Regions from separate parts of the Mus musculus genome. Here all the other regions are linked to region 3. The links are chromatin contacts, found by Hi-C or POLR2A ChIA-PET in ENCODE. All regions are on one chromosome and are shown on one strand. The core of a region is the stretch at or near the end of the contact, and the rest is flanking DNA. Distances in the headings are between cores, read along the strand shown. Region 1 holds the start of Micall2 (MICAL-like 2). Region 2 holds the start of Psmg3 (proteasome (prosome, macropain) assembly chaperone 3). Region 3 holds the start of Mafk (v-maf musculoaponeurotic fibrosarcoma oncogene family, protein K (avian)).

The links. A loop is a pair of places that touch in the nucleus more often than their neighbours do. ChIA-PET counts read pairs that join two places held with the same protein, here RNA polymerase II (POLR2A).
Region 1: POLR2A ChIA-PET joins it to region 3 with 14 read pairs in Patski. The contact joins the promoter of Micall2 here to the promoter of Mafk in region 3. POLR2A ChIA-PET finds 5 or more read pairs at or near these places in 2 of 5 experiments (Patski and embryonic stem cell).
Region 2: POLR2A ChIA-PET joins it to region 3 with 42 read pairs in Patski. The contact joins the promoter of Psmg3 here to the promoter of Mafk in region 3. A Hi-C loop is called at or near these places in 3 of 37 maps with a recorded cell type or tissue (adrenal gland, gastrocnemius and heart). POLR2A ChIA-PET finds 5 or more read pairs at or near these places in 1 of 5 experiments (Patski).

What each region holds. Positions count from the first base shown.
Region 1 is chr5:139,734,926-139,737,625 of GRCm38, forward strand. Micall2 (MICAL-like 2) reads right to left here and starts at 1,408. Exons shown (of 17, transcript NM_174850.3): 1 at 1,093-1,408. The coding sequence starts at 1,235.
Region 2 is chr5:139,825,484-139,828,183 of GRCm38, forward strand. It overlaps Psmg3 (proteasome (prosome, macropain) assembly chaperone 3), which reads right to left and starts at 1,411. Exons shown (of 3, transcript NM_025604.4): 1 at 1,239-1,411; 2 at 645-881. The coding sequence starts at 860.
Region 3 is chr5:139,790,196-139,792,895 of GRCm38, forward strand. Mafk (v-maf musculoaponeurotic fibrosarcoma oncogene family, protein K (avian)) reads left to right here and starts at 1,341. Exons shown (of 3, transcript NM_010757.2): 1 at 1,341-1,517.

The DNA.
Region 1 (2,700 bases), core at 158-2,657, 55 kb before region 3:
TCATGCCATGGGGCCCTCCCAAGCAGCTCGGGGGTTGGGGTGGGGAATTCATAACCACAGGGCAGAAGCCTACTTCTTGCTCAAGATTCCGGCTTCCTGAGCAGAGCAAAGCTTGGCACAAGGGAGTCTGATAGCACCAGGCCTGGCTCTTCCTGACACATTGTGTAACACGAACAATATTTGTTTGTTTTTCCTTTTCGGAGCCTCAGTTTCCCCATCTGCACAGCAAGAAGGCTGGCTGAGGTGGGCTCCACAGGTGCTGCCTGGAGCCTCACTCAGCCCTAAGACCTCCCTGGGAAACACTCCCAGACCAGCCAACTCTGCATTTATGTACCATGTACAGGAGAATGCTTTCCTCTGAAGGGCATGGGCTGTAGGTGATCTTGTCCCATTTCAGGACTCTGGTCACCAGACTAACTTAGGTCCCTGTAACAGAGTCTGCCTAAGTGTTTGCTAAGTGAATAACTGATAGAACAGTTTGAGTTGTGGGCCAAGGTCCTTCAACAAGACAGAGCTGGCTTGCTTCCCAACTTCCTATGCCAAGACTCTTCTTCTATAGAAGGCTTTAGACCCAATCCCTGTCCTCTCCTACAACTTCCAAGGATGATGGCCCAGACTCCATTGTCTCCTGTCATTCTAAGGTGCTAAAAGGCTTGCGCTTCCCTCTTTGATTGCTTTCCCAAAGATGCCTAGACAAATTAGAGGAGGGGCAGTAATCCCACTAGAAGCCTCAAATGGCCCTGATCTTGGGGCCAGACCTCAGACCCCCAGGAGCTGTTCCTTTGCCCTTTCTCAGGGAGCTCGGGGAAGGCGGACGCTGCCCTGAGTCACCACTGACTAAGCCGGCTGGACAGCCCATGTCCTGGCCCCTGGCCCAGCTGCACTTGGTGGCCTGCACAGAGGCTACTTGACTGCCACAGCCTTGGAGACCACCAAATAGGCTGTACCTGCAGGTCTCTGCTCTACCCCGGGTGGCCCATCTGAGAGGGGTGTGTCTGAAACCTCCGACCCGGATCCCAAGGCAGGCGTGGCCTCAGTTTCCCGTTTGCAGCGGCACATCAGAGCCCGACAGAGGGGTTAAAGAGCACTCACATAAGGTCAGGCCGGTGTCGGTGCAAGATAGCGCAGAAGGCCAGGCCATCGCGGAACGAGGTGGTCATGTTGGTGATGCTCACGTCCCGGTAGCCCTCGCACTGCTGCCGGCACCATTCTTGCAGGGCCTTTATGGCGGCCATATGGGCGGCAGGACGGGCTGGCGGCTCGAGGAGCTGGCTACAGGCCCCTCTTGGGCCCGAGACGCGCAGGAGGCCCGGACCCGCCGACCACCAGCCGGGCTGGAAGAAGAGAACACCGGGAGACCGGCGCCCCACACACTCTTGACGCCTGCGAGGCCGCCGGCCCCGCCCCCTAGAGGCCCCGCCTCTTCAGACCCGCCCCCACAAGATCACGCCTCTTGAAGGCCTGGCTCACCAGCTCCAAGCTCCACACAGGCTCCTTGTTCCGGCCGCACCGCCCCAGTTTGGTCAGGCCACACCCACGCCCCACAAAGGGCACGCCCACATAAGACCACGCCCCCTCTTTCCTGGGACTTGAAGAATAGGGGCCCGGTACTCTGGGCGTTGGCTCCCGCCTTGGCCTTTAGCCATAACTCCCAGCAGAGGCGTCGGGGTTTTCTTTTTTTGTTTTCCTTGAGACCGGGACCAATGTAGCTCGCATTGGCCTCTAGCTTATTATAAAAGCAAAGATGACCTTGTGTTTCAGATTCCCCAGCCTCCACCTCCTTTACTGCTCTCGGATTACAGGCTTGTGCCCCACACCATGCCTGGTTTGTGCAGTGCTGGGTATGGACCCTGAGGCTTCCTGCATGCCAGGCAAGCATACCACCAGCTGAGCTACACTCCCAGCTACGGTTTTCTTTCTTACTTTTAATTCTATCTTATGCATATGGGCTTTGGTCTGAAAGTGTATCTGCACCCCTTGTGTGTCTGGTAGCCCGGGAGACCTGAAGAAGGCCCCTGCTCTTCTAGAATCGGAGTTGGAGCGGGTTGTGCTGCCATGTGGGTGCTGGAAACTAAACCCCAGGACTTCTGGAAGAGCAGCAAATGCTCTTAACGACTGACCCATCTCTCCAGTCCAAACCCGCAACAGCGTTCTTTTATTTTATTTTATTTTTTAAAGTTGAGGCCAAGCTGCCTAGTCTGCCTAACTCATCCTCCTGCCTCAGCCTCTAGAGTTGGCAGCCTGTTGACAAATGGGAAAACAGAGGCTAGGGTAGATGCAACCTCTGAGGAGTGTCCCTTTTCAGGGTCTACAAAGCTGTCTGGTTGGAAGCTGGGGTGGACCTTGCTGAGTAGTGTGCTTTCCCATCAGACAGATACTGGTCGTGATGGCACACACCTGGAATCCCAGCCCTCAGCGGGGAGAAGCTGGAAGATCAGAAATCCAAGCTTATCCCAGGATACATATGGGGTGCAAGGCTGACATGGGCGACCTGAGACCCTGTCTCAAACTTTAAAATACTGTCTGCTTTCCCTTCACCCTCAAGGGTGCCAAGCCAGCCAGAATAACCGCTCTACATTCACAGAGGAGGAAAGGAAGGCTGAGGGGGCACGCTCCAGGGGTCTTGAGACAGGAGACTCTTAGCCTCTTTCAAGTCTCTGAGGATGCCAGGGGTGATTAAGGAAAGTACCTCTCCCAGGT
Region 2 (2,700 bases), core at 161-2,660, 35 kb after region 3:
TTGCTTATGCAGGGAGAATAAGGTCTATCCCTTAGCTGGCCTCAGCTCAGTCTGATCACAAACTTGTAGCAATTTTTCTGCCGCAGCCTCCCCCTGAAAGGATTACAGGTGTGTATAGTCACACTGGGGACAAACACTGTCTGCTCCTAATGCTTTCCTTAAGAGACCTAGGCCAGCGTCTCACGCTTTCCCCAAACCCCCTAAGCTAGGACAACAGTGATTCAGAGCACCACGTGGACTGCATAAAGCAGACAGAGGGAACTGCCCAGGAGGCAGTATTAAGACTTTTCCTTGGTACCTCTGCCTACCGTCTCTCTGGTTACTCCTAATCAAGACAGACAGGCCTGCAAAGGGAACTGTTGTCAAGACTCAAGAAGCAGACATAAACATAGAGCCATCAGGACAGGGTCAAACTGAGGAAATGGCTATGTCATAAAAATCAATCCCTCCCCGAGTGTTGAGTAAAATGCTAACACGCTGGGAAAAGCATCACTCGAGCCAGCCAGGACACCCTCAGTCCAGAATGGCCCTGGAAAATGCTCACTGCGCATAGTTTGGGTACGTATGGAGTTGTGCCTATCAGGCACCCCATATCCCTATGGACAAATGACAGCAGAAAAAAAGATGCTCTCAACTCCCATTACCTCGTCCTGCCCGAGGAGGACTCTCGTGGTGAGCACTGGCTTGCTGATGTCATTGGCCACATTGCTGGGCTCCAAGGACACTAGCGTACCCATCTTCCCGAACTGGGTCACCACAACTAGGATGTGGCTGCTGAAGGCCGTGCAGACCACCTGGGTGGGCACACCGCACACCACTTCTGTCTTCTGTTTAGATACTACCAGTGGTTTGTCTTCCATGGTCCCGTTCTTCAGCGGAGGCTTTAGTTTTAAAAGAAAAGAAAACAAGGGATGGAGCAATCAGAATCGGACACAACCTGGAGCTCGACAGCAGAAATGACAAGCGGCCCATTCCAAGCTGCACGTGGTGGCACATGTCTGCCATCCCAGGACAGGGGACGCTGAGGCTGGAGAAGTCCCAGTTCGAGGCCAGCCTGAGCTACATGGGGGAGACCCTGTTATCAATACCACGCCCCAACCCAAAAGCGAGTGCGCGCATGCTCGTGCGGGCTTTTGTGAGCGTCTTTGTCCCGCCGCACTGCTTGCGATGACCGCCATCCCCGCGACTAGCTGTCCCACTTCCAGATTATCAGGGATGAGGAAAACGGCCGAGCTCACCGGGGAGCCCCGACGGCGCAGGACTGGGGATGGCTGGATCACTACTGACAGCAGTTGGGACCGAAACCCTCGGCAACCAGCGCTCACCCCACCAGCAGCGCCAGAAAGCGGTTTCAGGGAGCAACTAAGCCAGCAATGGTTTAGCAGAAGTCCCGGCGAGAACTTCCGGTTCCTGTCCGTTGGGCCTAAGGTCCGTAGGCCACGGCAGTCCCAGGGCCTAAGGTTCCGTGCTGCAAAGGAGCCGTCCAGGCTTCGTGTTAAAGGGACAGTGTGCCTCTCCGAGCTCCAGGATCTCGGTGGCGGTGCTTGACCACCTGTGTAGGGAGCTTTGTGTCCTAGCTGTGGACACAAAATAATATTTGTTTTAATATTATTAATATTTTAATATTTGTTTTCACTTGGTGTGTACCTGGCTTTGGCTAAGGCACACTTAATATACAGTAACTTGTTTCGTCTGTTTGTCTGTCAGTTTTGCCTCTTTTAGTCACGGTATCTCCGTGTAGCCCTAGTTGTCCTGGAACTCACTATGTCGACCAGGCTGGCCTCAAACTCACATATCCTCCCGAGTTCTAGGATTATTTCCTCCTCCTCCTCCTCCTCCTCCTCCTCCTCCTCCTCCTCCTCCTCCTCCTCCTCCTCCTCCTCCTCCTTCTTTTCCTCTTCTCCTCCTCCCCCTCCTCTTCTGTTTTTTGAGACAGGGTCACAAGTACCCTAGGTTGATCAAGGAAAATATTGAACTCCTGATTCTCCTTCCAAGTGCAGGGATGACAGGAACACACCCCACACATGGTTTGCTGGTGTGGGGATAACATCCAGGAGTTTATGTATGCTACGCAAGCATTCACAAACTGAGCCAAATCCCAACCATCATTTTTTTCTCCTTCCCTCTTTCTTTCATTTTTTTCCTTTTTTCTTGTGGGTATCGAGGAGCAAGTCTCATTTACACTAATTATTGTTCATCTTGCAGAATACTTAAAAGAATTAAACAGTATTTGTTTGTTTGTTTATTTATTTGCATGAGTATTTTTGCCTTCCTGTATATGGTGTCATGTGCATGCAGTACCCACAGAGGCCAGAAGAGGGTGTTGTGTTTCCTAGATTTGGAGTTACAGACAGTTATGTGCTGCCATGTAGGTGATGGGAACTGAACCTGGTCCTCAGCAAGAGCAACAAGTGGTGCTCTTAATGGTGACCTGTTAAATCAAAGCACTTTTTTCTTAAAATTATAGACTGTAAATTGAGCATATCCCCCTTCCCTCTATCTTCCCTTTTCTCCCCTCCTTCCTGTTTGTTTTCTTAAATGTACACCACACACACACACACACACACACACACACACACACACACACACACGGTTCAGTGTGACTATGTAAAATCTAGGCCCCACCAGTCAGAGAAAACATATGGTGTCTGTCTTTCTGAGACTGGCATAATTTGCTTAACACGATTATCTTCGGTTTCA
Region 3 (2,700 bases), core at 91-2,590:
GAAGTGGCACTATTAGGAGGTATGGCCTTGTTGGAATAGGTGTCTCACTGTGGGTGTGGGCTTTAAGACCCTCATCCTTACTGCTTGGAAGTCAGTCTTCCTAGCAGCCTTCAGATGAAGATGTAGAACTCTCAGCTCTGCCTGCACCATGACTGCCTGGATGCTACCATGATCCTTGATGATAATGGACTAAACCTCTGAACCTATAAGGCAGCCCTAACTAAATGTTGTCCTTATAAGAGTTACCTTGGTCGTGGTGACTATTCACAGCAGTAAAAACCTAACTAAGACACTATCCATTGCTTACAGGGAGAGGGAGAGGGGGGAGGGGGAGGGGAGGGGGAGGGGGAGAGGGAGAGGGAGGGAGGAGAGGGAGGGAGGAGAGGGAGAAGGGGGGAGGGGGAGGGGGAGGGGGAGGGGCAGGCTTAGGTGAAGGCACTTAGGGTGAAGGCAGAAGGATTAAGAGCTTCAAGACAGTGCCAGTGAGGTGGCTCAGTGGGTAAAGGTACCAAGTCTGAGTTCAATTTTCGGAACCCAAAAGTGGAAAGAAAAAACAGATTCCCTAAAGTTGCCCTCTGACTTCCACACATTCGTGGTAGTGTGTGCACACCAATCCACATACATATGAACACACATATAAATAAGTAAAAAAAAAAAATAAAGTTTTATAAGTGTTCCAGGCCACTCTGAGCTGCACAGTGAGACCTTACCTCTGTCTCAGATATAAATCAAAAGGTCATGGTATGGGTCAGAAGAGGATGCTACATACATATCTCTTTCTCCTTTGTAGGGTGCATCTGCCTTGCTGATTATGTGGTGTAACTGAGCCACTTCGCCACCTTGACGTGGGCTTGGTGTTAGGTCCAGAACATGGTCACTAGCCAGTTGGCCTCTATTCTCTCTGCCAAGACCCGGGGAGGCTCCAGCAGCCTCAGGATCACAGTGAGTAGCATAGACGACAGTGGGTGACATAGAGACATAATGCCCAGGCTGAAAGTTCAAGGAAACGTGGGGTCCATACCCAGTGTGCGTCACGCTCGCCTGACACCCCCTACCTTGGGAAAGGAGCACAGACCCCGCCCCGGGTGTGTTGGGGATGGACAGGGCCAGGAGCTCAGCAATGAGACAACTGCACGTGGAAGCATGTAGGAGGACCCAGGGACTGGGGCAGCGAGGGGCGTGGCCATCAGGGGCGTGGTGCCGACGCGCGGCCAGAGAGGGCGTGGTTTTGGTGAGCGAAGAAGCGTGAGCAACAGGGGCGTGATCACTAGGGGCGTGGCCATCGCGGGGGCGGGGCGGTGACGCGCTTCGACGCGCGATCCCGGAAGCGGTGTCAGTACTGGGGAGCCGGCGGCGGGCGGCGGGTGGCAGGGACTTGTTGTTCTTCGCCGAGTCGGAACGAGAAGTCCGAAGCGCGCAGGCGGAGACGGCGACTAAGGGGAGCGCGAGAGCAGAAGCGCTTGTGAAGAGTGCGTGTCCGCAAGGAGCCGCCGCGCCCGGCCCCGCGCGCGACCCGGGTGAGTGAGGGGCTTCGGGAACTGGGTAGGGGAACCCAGAGTTCGTGCACCTGCGGGAGGAGCACCCCGAAGGCCGCGGGACCCAGCCTGGGCCTCGAGCACGTGCCACGCGGGACCTAGCTCAAGGCCCACACGGGACCCACCACGTGCGGGAGAGTGGCACCCGGGAGCCGTGCGCACCTGGCCATTTCCGTCGGCGTAGAATTCGCCCCCACCTCGCCCCCGGCCGGGACCCCGAAAGGGCCTGAGTAACTGGTGTCACTTTCTAATCAGCTGACCGGCCAGCGGTGCCGGATGTGGAAGCTGTGGGTGGGGAGCGAGGCAGGTGACCGTCTTGGCCAGCCTATCGCTTCCGTCACTTTCTTCAGGTGTGGTCTGGGGCCAAGGTCCCATCCAACTCTGAAGTGCGAGGTTCCCTAGTAGGGTGAGCGGATAGGCGTGTTAAGAGTGTGCATGTTTACGAGCGTGCGGCGAGAAATCAGAAGCAAAAACTCTAGCAAATTACAGGTGAAGAAAGCCTCGTGGGTCCTAGGTGCCTAGATTAGATCTCTTTGGGGGAGATAGACTCCTCTTCTGGTATCCTTGAGATAACAGCCACTCCAGCCTCCTAGAACTTGCCCCGTAAGAACGCAGTCGGTATTTGGGAGGTGAGGCTGCTTGGTGCTCTTGTTTCTCTAGGGAAGTTAGTCTGAGCCTCGCTTTTCACACAGCTCTCATTGCTAACACAGATGCACTTTAACAGTTCGCCTTCCAATTGATGGACAGGCACTCAGTACACTCAGTCCTCAAAAGCTAGCTTGTGTCTCAGCTGGTAGGTAGTTCACCCCTTCCACTCCTGTGGAGTCACTAAAATTAGCCCTGGGACCCCAGAGGTTGGCACTGCTGAGGTCATACTGTGGCAGCAACATTTCAGAAGGTATCTGGTGGAGTGCACGTGGGTACTTTGATGCTTTGAGCTGGTGTTTTAGGGCCAGGTAACTTCTTTCAAAGGTGTTGGTCTAAAGCCATTATGTTATGGTGGCACATGCTTGTACTCCTAGCACATGGGAGTCTGAGGCAGGAAGATCTTGAGTTTAAGGTTAGCCTGGATTGCTTAGCTAGTTCAAGACCAGCCTTAGTTACATAGCGAGACACTGTCACACAAAACCAAACTGAAACAGTAGGTGTGAATTTAAGCATGTGG